Linked DNA regions of Homo sapiens: regions 2 and 3 are each linked to region 1. Evidence: chromatin contacts called from ENCODE Hi-C or POLR2A ChIA-PET data. All regions are on one chromosome and are shown on one strand. The core of a region is the stretch at or near the end of the contact, and the rest is flanking DNA. Distances in the headings are between cores, read along the strand shown.

Region 1 (4,669 bases), core at 603-3,102:
GGGAATTGGAAATAATTCCTACCTGAAAGGGTTACTAGGATTTTTTTTTTTTTTTTTTTTTTTTGAGACGGAGTCTCGCTCTGACGCCCAGGCTGGAGTGCAATTGCGAGATCTTGGCTCACTGCAACCTCCGACCCCTGGGTTCAAGCGATTCTCCTGCCTCAACCTCCCAAGTAGCTGGGATCACAGGCATGCGCCACCACTATGCCAGGCTAATTTTGCATTTTCAGTACAGCCAGGGTTTTGCCATGTTGGTCAGGCTGGTCTCGAACTCCTGACCTCAGGTGATCCACCCACCTAGGCCTCCCAAAGTGCTGGGATTACAGGTGTGAGCCACCGCACCCGGCCAGTTACTAAGATTTCATCAGCTAGCATAGACTGGGATTCCGGCCTATTGCCTAGTGCATAGTACTGATTCGTCAAAATACTGGTTTTCCAAATCTACCAACACATCTGGGACAAGAAGTTTGGATCTCAGCTGTGGGACCCGTGCTCGTGGTGCTTGGGTGGGCAGGAGGGCAGGGACTTACCTTGGCCTCCTCCAGGGCCACTGGTGACTCTGCATTACAGGCGGTCTGGTTCGGAGTGGCCATCATCTTCTGTTCCAAATCTTTCAGCAGACGCCTGGAACTAGTGACACCTGCTTTGAACAACAACAGAAACCTAAATCCTGAAGGAACGTCAGGAATACTCTGGCTGCCCAGAATTGTTTGCCCAGGCAGTGGCAGCCATTTTGTACCCCAGCCCTTCATACCCTTATTCTCAAATGCAGGCCCCGAAGGCTGCCTCCACCGCTGGTTTTCACACCTCCAGCCAGCAAGGGGCCAAATGGGATTCAGGGGCCGTCTTCTCTGTCCTGCTCCTCGGGTCCCTCACCAGGACTCATGTCCTGTACTGTCCTCCTGGAAGTCACCGAGGCCCAGGTTGGCAGCCAGGAAGCCAGGTGTAAGTTTTGTTTCCCCAACCACCAAAGGGGCAAAGGAGGACTGCCTGGGGAGGCTGGGAGTGCAGCGGGGCTGCTGCTGCCACGGGAGAACATGGAGCAAGCTCACGAGTCCTTCCCCACTGTCTCCAGTGGCCCCAATCTTGATGCAGCCCTGCACCCCCAACCTTCTCCCCAAGCTGGGCTCCAAAGGCCAGAAGCACAGCTGGGACCTGGGCCAGCCTAGTGCTGAGGACTTTTCCTCTAAGGTCCTGGCCTGCCTCCCTCCTTCCTCTCAGAAAGGGAAACAGGAGAAAAGGGGAAAGAGGTCTTTGCACTACATGCAGCTGGGAGGGAAACCCAACTAGGATAAGGATGGATTTCTTGGAAGAAGGGAGACAGTCATGGAAAGAGGTTTTGCAAAGGTGGAACTGACCTATTCGCTGTCAAGGGCTATGCACACCACTACATCTGTGTGCCTTTCTGTGCGACTGCCTGTCGGTGCAATTCCCAACGCCTGAGCCCTACCTCTTGCTGCAGTTGCAGCAGCTCTGGTCAAGCCGCTCAGGCCACTAAGATGGGGGGGAAGAGAGAGCCTGGACGCGCGGTGCCTGCTGGGGATTGTAGTTCTTCTGGCCTGAAAAGCGATCCAAGGGCCTGTAACGTCAACAGCCACACCCGAGACTCCAAAACCCATCTACCCTTGCGCGGGGGCAGACCGCGCGCGCATCACTGCCTTCTTTGATTGGTCAAGCCTTCTGCCAATATTCTCGCTTTTTTGGCAACGATTAGCTGTGAGGAGGCACAACTGGACCCGCCTTCTCCGAACTCAATTAAAGAGTTCATTGATGGCGTTAATCTTTACGGGGCAGAAAATAGATCCGGCTAAGGTGGGCGGGGCAGCAGGCGCGGAGGGATCCTTGGCCTTTGAGGAAGGCGACGAGAAGCTCGGCGGCCATCGCCGCCATTTTGGGCTGGGAGGAGGCAGCGGAGGGACTCGCTGCGCAGTGAGAGCACCCCGTGGGGGGTGGTCCGGGCGCGGGGAGAGGCCGGGCCGAGTGGGCTACCTGAAGTGGCGGCGCCGGGAGACGGCGGGAAGTGGGACCGGGGGCCAGGGAGGGTGAAGGTTGGAGTCTCCTCGGCCGAGCCCGGTCCTCAAACCGTCCCGGCAGCCCCGCAGCCTCGCCTCTCACAGAGTGCGGGGTTCTTCGGTAATTACCGCGTGTTTCCCGAGACCCCAGAAGGGGAGAGGCTGGTGAAACGGCTTCCCTCTGCGGTCTTTCCACAGGGGCGCGGATCCTGAGGCCGAGCTCTGCCAGCTTCCCTCCCCACCCCCATTCGGCCTGGGTATGGCGGCGAGGCCCCGCACAGAGGGACTCCCACTTCGACTGGAGAGGTGGGGGCGACGCCAGATTCCAGAGGCTGGCGCCGCGGGGGAGGGCGGAGGTCGCAGGTCTGGCCACAAGTCGGCGTGGCAGTCAGCTGGAGGCTCCGAGAGCGGAGATCCCAGTGCACCCACCTTACCTCGCTTACACCAAAGCGCCATCTCGCCGCCCGGGTTGCGAAAAACCACGACCCTCTTAAACTACTGTAGCAACCACTAATTCCCCCTGGGAGCAGCTAGAGAGGGGCACTTGGAAACCTTCACGAGCTCGGTGCCTGAAGGTCTCTGAGGCTCTTGCCCTCAAGATCTCTCCCATTCAGCCCCGATTCTCCGGACAACCTGACCTAGCATGTCGCCAGCCTCTTGGTGAAACGCCTAAAGTGTGCTGCCCCACTTCTCTTGAAAGTTTACACCGAAGGGATGAGGTTTTGCCCTTTACAGGGTTGGGGCACAAAGTCGGAGTCGCTGCGGCTCCGAAATAGAAACGGAGTTGCCCATTTCGTATGCTTCATCAACATCTGCTTGCATTTTGAAATCCTAGTCTTAACTTTTACACAACTTTTAGAGAAATGGCTGCCCTCCTAGAGGGAAAAACGAACTACAGTAATTCCAATTCCAATGTAATCTTTGTAAGACTACAAAATCTTTCCAGTTTAAAGATTTTTCTTTTCCCACAGACTAAACAAAGTCAGAGTATTTTGTGTTCTACTGGTGCATTGTTACTAGGTAACCTCAATTTTTTGAAATTCCAAGTAATTGAAGGATCACTTTTGTAGATCCTAAATGCTACCAAAAAAGAAACCAGTTTTTATCTACTTCATATGTATAGCGTTTAAGAGATGAGGAGACCTGCTTTGAAAGAATAAACTCTTAACCTTACATTATAGCTGTAGCAGCTTCTTAAAGATTGAAGTTTGATGTGAAGTTCTTTTATTGAATTGCAGGTTAAACCATCTTACTTCCTACTGCTTGAAATCTAAATCCAGAGAGATTTGTGGCTCAAGGATATCTTCAAATAAAAGTTTTATTGCTAAAATGTCAGTTAAAATTATGCCTAGGTAGGTGCTGAAGTAGGAGAGGCTTTGACGTAGCAGAGTGACTGGCAGTGAATTTTGTGGGTACCTTGTGATGAGTCTTATTATCAGTTACAAATGGTCAAAACATGCCTAAGCCTTCAGCCTTACTAAAAGTTTAACAGAACTTGGCCTGGCGCGGTGGCTCACACCTGTAATCCCAGCCCTTTGGGAGGTGGAGGCGGGTGGATCACCTGAGGTCAGGAGTTTGAGACCAACCTGGCCAACATGGTGAAGCCCCTTCTCTACTAAAAATACAAAATTAGCCGGGTGTGGAGTTGCGTGCCTGTAATCCCAGCTACTCGGGAGGCTGAGGCAGGAGAATCGCTTGAACCCAGGAGGCAGAGTTTGCCATGAGCCTCTCACCGTTGCACTCCAGCCTGGGTGACAGAGTAAGACTCTGTCTCAAAAAAAAAAAAAAGTTTTCCAGAACTGAAGTTCTGCTCCTCCTATTAATAATTTTTCTTCAGTTGGAGTGACAACTCCATAGCATTAACTTTTTTCCCTCTGCTCCCCAGATGTTTTACAACTGGATTACAAAATAGGATCATCATTGACTAGGGTCCTCAATCCAAAACTGGAACCACTTACTCCTAACTGAAGCTTCAGTACACTTGATGCCTACTGTGGTTTGATTTTTTACCTACATATGACATGTTCGCTCTACACTGATCAAGAGATGTGAGTTTAAAAAAGCTAACTAACTTGGTAGGACTTAAATAGTCATAGGAACAGAAAAGGCTTTTAAAGACGATCTTTGTGGGTCTTCTGTCAAGAATTTAATGGAGGATCCTAGACACTTGGGATTCATCCTCCATTATGAAGTAATCTAGTGAAATTTTTGGATGCTACTGAGTGGCAAATACTGTACCAGCAGCAGAAATTTGTTACTCATTTGTAAATGAAACTTACTATCCTTAAGGTTGACCCACAAGCTTTTCCATTCTTTGCTAAGAAAAATTGGGAATAGGCCGGGCACAGTGGCTCACGCCTGTAATCCCAGCACTTTGGGAGGCCAAGGCGGGCAGATCACGAGGTCAAGAGATTGAGACCGTCCTGGCAGACATGGTGAAACCCCATCTCTACTAAAAATACAAAAATTAGCTGAGTGTGGTGGTGTGCACCTGTAGTCACAGCTACTTGGGAAGCTGAGGCAGGAGAATTGCTTGAACCCCGGGGCTGGAGGTTGCAGTGAGCCGAGATCGTGCCACTGCACTCCAGCCTGGGTGACAGAGCAAGATTCTGTCTCAAAAAAAAAAAAAGAAAAAATGGGAATAAAACCAGCTTATT
Region 2 (4,669 bases), core at 932-3,431, 330 kb after region 1:
ACAAAAATTAGCCAGGCATGATGGCGGGCACCTGTATTCCCAGCTACTCCGGAGGCTGAGGTAGTAGAATCTTTTGAACCTGGGAGGCGGACATCGCAGTGAGCCGAGATCACCCCACTGCACTCCAGCGTGGGCGACAGAGTGAGACTCTGTTGCAAAAACAACAACAAAGTGATTTAGGCCAGGCACGGTGGCTCATGCCTGTAATCCCAGCACTTTGGGAGGCCGAGGCAGGCGGATCACAAGGTCAGGAGATCGAGACCATCCTGGCCAACATGGTGAAACCCTGTCTCTACTAAAAATACAAAAATTAGTTGGGCGTGGTTGCGTGCGCCTGTAGTCCCAGCTACTCGGGAGGCTGAGGCAGGAGAATTGCTTGAACCGGGGAGGTGGAGCTTGCAGTGAGCCTAGATGGCGCCCACTGCACTCCAGCCTGGCGACAGAGTGAGACTCTCCCTCAAAACAAAACAAAACAAAAAAGTTATTTGTACTAGTTTACAGTTGCAGGCTGTGAGAATTTTAATATTTTATTCAACAGGTACAATGATGTTGTTTCCTGTGTTATTTTAGTTACATGCTATTTATTATTTCCAGGTATTTTCAGAGTTTTCACCCTGGTCATTTTATTTTTTTCACTTATTTTTTTGAGACAGGGTCTCACTCTGTCGCTCAGGCTGGAGTGCAGTGGCGCTATCTCAGCTTACTGCAGCCTTGACCTCCCGGGCTCAAGCGATCCTCCCACCTCATGCTTGGAGTAGCTAGGATCACAGGTGCGCGTCACCACACCCGGCTAATTTTTGTATTTTTTGTAGAGATGGGGGTTTTGCCATATTGTCCAGGCTGGTCTGGAACCCCAGGGCTCAAGCAATCCGCCTGCCTAGGCCTCCCAAAGTGCTGGAATTACAGGCGTGAGCCACCGCGCCCATCCCACACTTGTCATTTTAAATACATCTGTAGAGAGGCAATGTGATAAGGCGTGGGGACAGACTACAGCAATCACAGGGAGAAGTACTTAAATGCTCCGAGGCCAAGCAGGTCATGAAATGATTTAAGCAGCTGAGTGGGGACATTGCCTACCCGGACAAGGTGACTCAAGAGGAGCTGCCATGTGAAAAGAGAAGCTCAAAGTAAGCAGCTTTTGACTTTTTAGGGAGGCCAGAAATCTGGATTTTAATATTTTGGTAACTAATTCATATTTTTGGAAAACATACTGGCCACACAAAACTGGTCAGTGCATTAGATGCCTAGCCTTCAAGATTTCCACTCTGGGGCTACCCCTTAGGGCTTGGCTTTGGGTGGGGGAGTTTGACTTGCAGCAAGTAACCTCACTTGTTAGCGCTTAATTTCCCCTCTGGTCAAAAGGGCAAAATAATAAAAGCCTGTCCATCGGCATTCTGATGCTCAGATGAGATCATTCCAGAGGTCGCCCATCTCTTTACTGAGCCTTCCTTTATTACCCAAAGTCTTACTCTACTTAAAGCATTTGGAGAATTTTCGGTTTCCTACTGGGCATTTTAAAACTGGGGATTCCTATGCATGAAAATTTTTCCCAAGTCCTCTGAATGGGATCCTGCTGGGATGCAAAGAGTTAAGAGGAAATAGCCTATTAGGGTCTTGCTAATCCGAGAAGTTCAGGACCTGAAAAGTATCTAGAGCACTGCTAAGAGCCCCGACTCTAGCTAGATCCACGCAGGGCCCGCCAGATCCTCGAGGAATTGTAGAGCAGAACCTGGGAGGAGACATTAGCATCCCGTGCTACAATGGACCAAGGCCTCGGCGGAGCGCGCAGAAGACAACTCTGGGCCCGCTAAACCAACCCAGGATACCCAGGTAAGGCGAGAACCCACGGCGCCGTTAGCGGCCCGCTCAAACTGAGGCGCGGCTGGCGGGGGACTCTCGCCCGAAAATCAGCTTGGAAGAATGAACTGTCCGGAGCGAAGTCTGCGCCCACCCGGGGTCCAGACTCCACGCGGGTGACTCCCACGCGCGCCGCGCCTCCGCCGCGTCCCGGACTATCCGAGAGAGCGGCGAGGACTCGACCGCGGAAAGTTGGCGCTCGCGTCGCTTCCCGCGCGTTCTGGGGCGCCCCCCTCCCACTCGAGCGCCACGTGCCGCGCGCCCCCCGCTCCCGGGCCGCGGCGGGACGCCCCCGCCCCCACCGCAGCGCGCAGTGCGCAGGCGCCTTCCCGCGGGTCGCGGCGGCGGGAGCGGGAGGCGGCGGCGGCGGCGGCAGCGGCGGGAGCGGCTTCTGCCTCGGCTGGAGACTGAGGCGAAGGCGGCAGCGGCGGAGGAGGTGGAGGAGAGGCGAGGGTGAAGGCGATGGCGACGCGGGGCACATGAGGCCGCGACCGGCGGGACGGGCCGAGGCCCGGCGGAGGAGGCGGCTCCGGGGGAACCCGCCGCCGGGTGAGGGGCGGCCGCAGGGCCGGCTGAGGAGAAGCGGGCCAGGGGCGGGGTCCCAGGGGGAGGCGGGAGAACTCTTGGGGAGCCCGGGGAGGGGCCGAGGAGAACCTCCGGAGGTCCGGGGAGGAGCGCGGCCAGAGCGGGAGAAGGAGGGGGGCGCCGCCGAGGGGTTCCCGCCGAGTCCGGAGGGGCGTCGCCGGCCCGCGTCCTGCCACTGTCCCCGGCGCACCCTCCCTCTTTGTCCCCAGGCGCGCGGCTCCCAAATCGGGAGGGAAACGGCTCGGGGGTGTCCTGGGCCGCGGAGGTGTCGGGCGACGGTCGGGGAGCCCGGACAGAAGCGGCGCGCACTCGGCGGCGCCCCGGCGGTGCCGACAACTACCCGGGCGGTTAGGGGCGCAGGGCGGAGCCGGGCCGCCCCTCGCCGCCCGGGCTCTTCGCGGGCTGCTCTTTGTCTCCCCGACCTCGATCCCTGCGTCTCCGGCGGCGTGCGGGCTCGTCTGAGGCTTCCCGCATCTCCCCGCTGGAACTCCTGCCTCCCGGGGGTTAGAGGAGGGTTCGTTCGAGGGCTGGAAGCGGGAAAGCGGGGCGGAAGGACTGGGCTCATCGCCTCCTGATTAACTCGTTGTCTTTACTTAAAATGACTTTTCCCCCACTTTGTCAAACTTGAGAACTGTTTTGTGTGTGTGTGTGTTTCCTTAAGTCTCTAGCTTCAAAATTAAGAGTAGGCGCTACCGCTGTGATTGTGGGCAGTTGTGTGGTTGGCGGCTGCGTTTGGAGCTCTGAGTTGAAAAGATGTACGTGAATGTATGGTTTAGATTTTGTTCTTTTTTTTGCGATTGTCTGATTGGGAGTACTTTTCCTTTGCGAAATGGGCGAATTTGGTTTTCTTTTTGTTCATTGAGAACTGGCAGTGATACCGATTTCATTATGCTCATGCTTAATTTTGTTAGCATCAAGACGATGTGAAATCGAGTAAGTTAAGTTTGAATAAGTTCAGGCTGAGGGTCATCTTGTATGCCTGATAAGTCTAAATTTGTTATATGTTTGTGTCGTGTATACGTTCAAGTGAATATATGTGAAAGCGCTATAAAAAATCAAACTACATAAATGAAAGGGATTTTAATTTCCTGATAAGCAGGAAACAGCATATCTCCAGTACTTTAATATCTGTAGAAAAATGCGTTAATAATGTCATTTAGGAATAAAATATTTCTCTCCCTAGAGAGGGTTTAGGTATTATTCAGAGTAAAAGAGCAAAAAAATTTCAACCTCAGAGGGTATGGAAAAAAACAGAAAAATACCCTTACTTCCAGAGCTCCTGATTAAAATATTGTGAGTTGTGGGTTAAGTTTACTGATTTAAAAAAAACTTAGCATAGAGTTGTATCACTGCAGTTGCTTTGAATGTCTTAAGTACTGTGTAATGTCAGAATTAAACACGAACTAACTTTTCTGGGTAGAAGGTAAAAAGCTCCAATAAACAGATCTTAGTTTTCCCCAGATTTTTGTGCCCAGAGTGCTGTAGGCAAAGGGCATATTGAAGAGATACATAGAAGTTGTATGGAAGGTCTGTTAATATTTGTCCTGATTTGTAATGGCTTAATATTATTTACTACTTAAACTGTTGTGCATTTTTCCAAAGCATTTCAAACAACCTCTTCAAAAGCCAGCACTTTTAACTTTTGAGGTTGTGTGACTTAAGAATTGTTTTCTACCAGAAACAGTTCTCTTAAAAAGTTCTACCACAGTTCTCTTAAAAAGGAGCAAAGGACCTGGTAATTTTCTCTGTAATCAATTCATGCAGGTAAAATTGAGTTTTAGCCTTTAATCCAGAGGACTTAATTAACATATCTCCAGCATAACAATCTTACTTATAAATGCTGTTATCCTTTGTCAATTAAATTTTATTCTTATATTTGTATAAGTCAGCCAAAGGGAAGGAATGCAGGGTTGTGTTTCTGATTAGTCCACTTCCCCCCAGGTCCAGGCTTGCCTATCAATTGAGTAATGAGGATCTTAGAATACAGGATATATAATTTAAATCCAGAGCATCGTTCTCTTAACAAATGCTTAGTGTTTGTTCCATGCCTAATTCAATGCAAAGTGATGAGTTCCAAAAAATATTGCTTTATTTGTTGTATGTTCACATTTCAAAATTGGTGAGGTGTGTTCTTTTTTCTTTTTCCTTTTCCTTTTTTTTTTGAGATGGAGTCTTGCTCTGTCGCCCAGGCTAGAGTGCAGTGGCTGGGACTACAGGTACCCGCCAC
Region 3 (4,669 bases), core at 1,414-3,913, 330 kb before region 1:
AGAGATGGGCTTTCACCATGTTGGCCAGGCAGGTCTCGAACTCCTGACCTCAAGTGATCCACCAGCTTCGGCCACCCAAAGTGCTGGGATTACAGGCATGACCCACCGTGCCCAGCCTCCTTTTTCACTTCCCACCTTCCTCCCCACCTCTGGGTGCACCCTTCCCTGAGCTCAGCCTGTATTCCTATGTGCTGGCCACTTACCAGCCAGTCCCTTCAGCTGCAATACCCTTTACTCACCTAGAAAGCTCATATCAAAAGTCGCCTCCTCCAGAATACCTCTCAAGTTCTCCTCTCTGGTCCCTTGGCCCTTTGCAGGTACCTTTTTTCTTGCGCAAGTCACGTGATAATGTAAGGGTTTTTTTTTTTTTTTTCCCCCCCATCTGGAGCCTGCCTGGTGGGCTCAGGGTCCATTTGTGCAAACATGCATTTCCCTCTCCTCTGCGCCCCCTCCTTCATGATCCATGCTTTATGCAGCTTCCCCAAGGCATGCAGAGCAAGCTGAGAAGAGGTAGGCAAGCCTGAAGACTTTTCAAAGAAGCAGGGTAGCTTGGGAAGTAAGAGAAGACCAGGAGATAGGGGCTCCTAAAAAGCAGACAAGAGATTACCGAGGGGTTCCCCACAGCTCCAGCACACAGCCGCTGCACAAAAATGCAGTGGAATTACTGAGGGACATTATGTGCTTGATGGGGGACAGGGAATGCTTGTGCCAAGCCACCAAGGATTATGCTGTGCCAGTTGTATACTATCGTTTTGCCAAGGTGAAAGGATTTCCCTACTAAATCCCTTACTTTCCACTTTGTTTAAAATGAGTTTAACACCGAGAGAATAGTTTGTCTCTATGTCCTTATTTCTAATCTTCCTGCTCAACCATTAACTGCAGTAAACACACTCAGACCCATCTAGTCTAAAATTGAGAAGGGGAGGTTCTCACTCCTGGAGAGAGAATTACTGAAAGGGCGGCCCTCATACAGTCCAGGGTCATACCCCCAAGTGCTGGTTTTATACTTGAAAGCAGACAGTGGGACTCTGAACTTTGCAGAGATAAGAGGGACACCTTCCTACCCAGAGAAGCCAAAAGAGCACAGGACGCCCAGGCCGAGGGCAGTGAAGCTTGCTTCCAAGAACTGGCCCGTTCCCCAGCCAACCCCTGTGCCCACTTAGGACTGGCATGTAGCAGTACCTCTCCTCATCCACACTCAGGCCCTAGGCTCCCAATTGACCAAAGCCTGCAAGTATAAAGTGTCCAGAGCATGGGTCCCTGCCAACACTCCCTGCCCTGCTCTTCACTACCTGTGGCCACCACTTATGACATTTTGTTCCGAGTTCATCTGAAAGAGAAATGTCACTTTTGCGTTAGAAAGAAGATATACAGGCCAGGTGTGGTGGTTCATGCCTGTAATCCCAGCACTTTGGGAGGCCGAGTCAGGAGGATCGCCTGAGGCCAGGAGTTGGAGACCAGGTTAGGTAACACAGTGAGACCCCTGTCTCTACAAAATAAACAAATTTTTTTAAAAATGAAAAGATTGGCCGGGCGCGGTGGCTCACGCCTGTGATCCCAGCACTTTGGGAGGCCGAGGCGGGTGGATCACCAGGTCAGGAGATCGAGACCATCCTGGCTAACACGGTGAAACCCCATCTCTACTAAAAACATAAAAAAATTAGCCGGGCGTGGTGGCGGGCTCCTGTAGTCCCAGCTACTCGGGAGGCTGAGGCAGGAGAATGGCGTCAATCCAGGAGGCGGAGCTTGCAGTGAGCCGAGATCGCGCCATTGCACTCCAGCCTGGGCGACAGAGCCAGACTCCGTCGCAAAAAAAAAAAAAAAAAGAAAAAAGAAAAAATTAGCTGGGCGTGGTGGTGCACGCCTGTAGTCCCAGCTGCTTGGAGGCTGAGGTGGGAGAACCACTTAGTCCGTGAGGTCAAAGCTGTGGTGAGCCGTGATCGTGCCACAGCACTCCAGTCTGGGCGACAGAGTGAGACCCTGTCTCAAAAAAAAAGCAGAAAGGAAGAAAGAAATCCTCTACACGGGCTAGAAGAGAATAACCAGACCCCTAAGCTTCAAGCCAGGCGGTGCTAATGGGCGAGTTACACACGGGAGAGTGCCCAAGGGGACCTCAAGGCGTTCCCTTGGGATAAAGTGTGGTCAAAACAGCTATGTTTATCCTGAAAGCGCAAGGCGGAGGCTCCAATTTGGGCCCGGGCTCCGCCCCACGGGCTGCACTGCTGCCCTCGGAGAGGCAAAGATAGGGCAGGCGTTATTAGTCCCACTCACAAGTGGGAACTCTTCAGCTGAGGGAGGCGAAGTGACAGCCCCAATGTTGCACAGATGGTTCTGAGGCCAAACGAGGTCAGGAACCCAGAAGCCAGGATCTAGTTTGACGCAGACCTGCGGGAGGCGGGCGGTAACGGATGCGTTCTCCCTGACACCGGTGCCTTCGCCTCTCTGCGCCCTGCAGGCGCCCCCAGTTCCCCAGCCTCCCAGACCTCGCATCTGCCCCGGGGCTCAGCTCCCAGGGACTTCCGGGAGCAGCTGGCCCCGCCCCAAGGCTCCTTCGGGCTGCGCGATTGGCACCGCGGGCCGGGGCAGGGCCGGAGCGCCGAGCCAACGTGATGGCGTCAGGGGCCGGGGCGCCGCTTCCTGTTGTCAGTGGCCGAGAGACCGCATCGTCGGCTCGGAGGCTGAGGGGCTGCCGCGGCCGGGAGCGCCCCTCGCCTCGCTCCTCGCTCCGCTTGGTGAGTTAGGGGGTCAAGATGCGAGGAGGGCGGCGGAGTGGTGGGAGGGCCGAGGCGCGAACGGGCGGTGGGCCTCCCGCTCCCTCCGCGATTCCCAGCCCCTGGTTACCCTGAGACTGCCCGGCTTCAGGGCCCTCAGCCCTGTCCAGCCCGCGCCCGCTCCTCTCCGACCCAGCCTTCCCCCTGCACCGCCGCTGTGGCCCCGTCCCCTCCGTCTGTCCAGCCCCCAGCCCGCGCCCGCATCCCCTCACCAGCGGTCTTGCTTAAATGCAGCTTCACTCGTGACCCCACTTTACCCCAGTTCCAACACCGATCTCGGCCACGTCCCTTCGCCCCGCCCTGACACACCTCATCCTCTCTCCCCACCCCTCTGGTAATCCCGATGCTCCGCGCTTACCTCCCCGAGACCCACCATTCAGGTTTCCCCTTTTCTGGCTCAGCTTTCTTATCCCAGTCACCCCCATCCCCCGTCTAGCTCCCCAAGATCTGCTCATCCCAAACATTCTACCTCCGCCCTCTCATCTAAGACCCACCCCCAAAGTAGGTGCCCTGTTGAGCTCACCGCTTTCTTCTGGATAACTCCGATCTCAGCCTTATTCCAAGTCTTAACTGTGTCTTCTCGTCCTTAGTCTCCTAGCCACTGTATACCTTCCTTTGCGTCTCCTGCCGTACTGAGGACAGCCCATCCCTAAGTCTTTGCCAAACTGTCCCGAACTCTTGCTGCCTCCTTTCCTACCACCCTCACCCAATCTTGTTAAAAATGACATCTCCATGTCCTTTCACCCCCGCTGACCCACCGCAACTCTTCACCCCAACTCTGCGTCCATTGCTTCCCTCGACCCAACTCCCATTCAACCTGAGAACTTAGTGCAGAGTCGCCTGCCAACTCCACCAGCTGCCCCTCAACAGCCAAATGTAGGTGCTCACTCAGACCCGCAGTTACAGACTGAGCAGCATGATTGGCGGGTGCAGGGGCTCAGGTGGTAAATAAGGGTGGAGGAGCAGTGGGCTCTCCCCAACTCTTGGGTGGGGCCGGGGTTTTTCCTGGCATCTGGTCTCCTGCACCTGTCCTCAGGGATTGTGTTTTTGGCATTCATATTAAATGACTTGTGCTGGCTGCTGGAATGGTAGGTATCATTCAAATATCTGGAAGGTGAGAGACGGCCACTCACTCAGCTCACTTAGCACAGAATGATGGAAGCTGTCACTTCCTTCTGGTTGGTGTTCTCGCCCTGGAGAGCTTCTGGGAAGTTCTGTGTGGTGTTGGCTGTGGTCACAGAATATTGTTCGTGTTCCTTTTCTTGGCACTTGTAAGGGCCTCTCCCTGCCAGAGCTGATGGCAGATCAGTCCTGATGCTGAATTCAGGGGATATGATGGGTGCCAGAGGCAACGTTACCTGTTGTGAAGAGTATAGGTGAGTAGGTCCTGGGGAGGCTGAGGCCTAGGTGGGTACAGAGGCTCTTGAATCGCTTTCTTTTCTTTTAAGTGCTGGATCATTGACTTTTGGCCATCTGGGTTCCATGAACACAGGGAACCATGTTATCTCAGAGTAGCTGAGGCAGAAGGACATTCCAGAGGCACCCAAGTCCCATGCTCAGCATTTATAGTTTCCTGGGGGCTTTTTGGTACACATTTTCTCTGAATCCTGAGGACCCGGCATCAGATGGGTGGGCCATTTGATTGCAGCTTTTTTCTTTCTTTCTTTCTTTTTTTCGACGGAGTTTACTCTTGTTCCCCAGCCTGGAGTGCAGTGGCATGATCTCGGCTCACCGCAACCTCTGCCTCCCAGGTTCAAGCGATTCTCCTGCCTCAGCCTCCCGAGTAGCTGGGATTACAGGCATACACCACCATGCCCGGCTAGTTTTGTATTTTTAGTAGAGATGGGGGTTTCTCTGTGTTGATCAGGCTGGTCTCCAACTCCCGACCTCAGGTGATC

What was found. A loop is a pair of places that touch in the nucleus more often than their neighbours do. ChIA-PET counts read pairs that join two places held with the same protein, here RNA polymerase II (POLR2A). Pooled maps may share reads with other maps.
Region 2: a loop to region 1 is called in a pooled map, with 3 times the contacts of the local background. The contact joins the promoter of GJC1 here to the promoter of HEXIM2-AS1 in region 1. A Hi-C loop is called at or near these places in 2 of 50 pooled maps. POLR2A ChIA-PET finds 5 or more read pairs at or near these places in 5 of 52 experiments (GM10248, GM12878, K562 and 2 more).
Region 3: a pooled map shows a loop between it and region 1 (4-fold over the local background). The contact joins the promoter of PLEKHM1 here to the promoter of HEXIM2-AS1 in region 1. A Hi-C loop is called at or near these places in 1 of 50 pooled maps. POLR2A ChIA-PET finds 5 or more read pairs at or near these places in 3 of 52 experiments (B cell, activated CD8-positive, alpha-beta memory T cell and endothelial cell of umbilical vein).

The regions. Positions count from the first base shown.
Region 1 is chr17:45,158,721-45,163,389 of GRCh38, reverse strand. HEXIM2-AS1 (HEXIM2 antisense RNA 1) reads left to right here and starts at 1,852. Exons shown (of 3, transcript NR_186789.1): 1 at 1,852-1,929; 2 at 3,898-4,060. It overlaps HEXIM2 (HEXIM P-TEFb complex subunit 2), which reads right to left and starts at 1,515. Exons shown (of 4, transcript NM_001303441.2): 1 at 1,359-1,515; 2 at 755-902; 3 at 531-640. The coding sequence starts at 596. RefSeq lists enhancers at 1,276-1,405, 1,416-1,615, 1,033-1,648, 1,766-1,995, 1,649-2,264 and 1 more.
Region 2 is chr17:44,827,799-44,832,467 of GRCh38, reverse strand. GJC1 (gap junction protein gamma 1) reads left to right here and starts at 2,181. Exons shown (of 3, transcript NM_005497.4): 1 at 2,181-2,406. RefSeq lists enhancers at 576-1,549, 1,550-2,523 and a silencer at 2,579-2,868.
Region 3 is chr17:45,488,715-45,493,383 of GRCh38, reverse strand. It overlaps PLEKHM1 (pleckstrin homology and RUN domain containing M1), which reads left to right and starts at 2,663. Exons shown (of 12, transcript NM_014798.3): 1 at 2,663-2,732. LOC105369225 (a long non-coding RNA gene) reads right to left here and starts at 2,512. Exons shown (of 5, transcript XR_002958152.2): 1 at 1-2,512.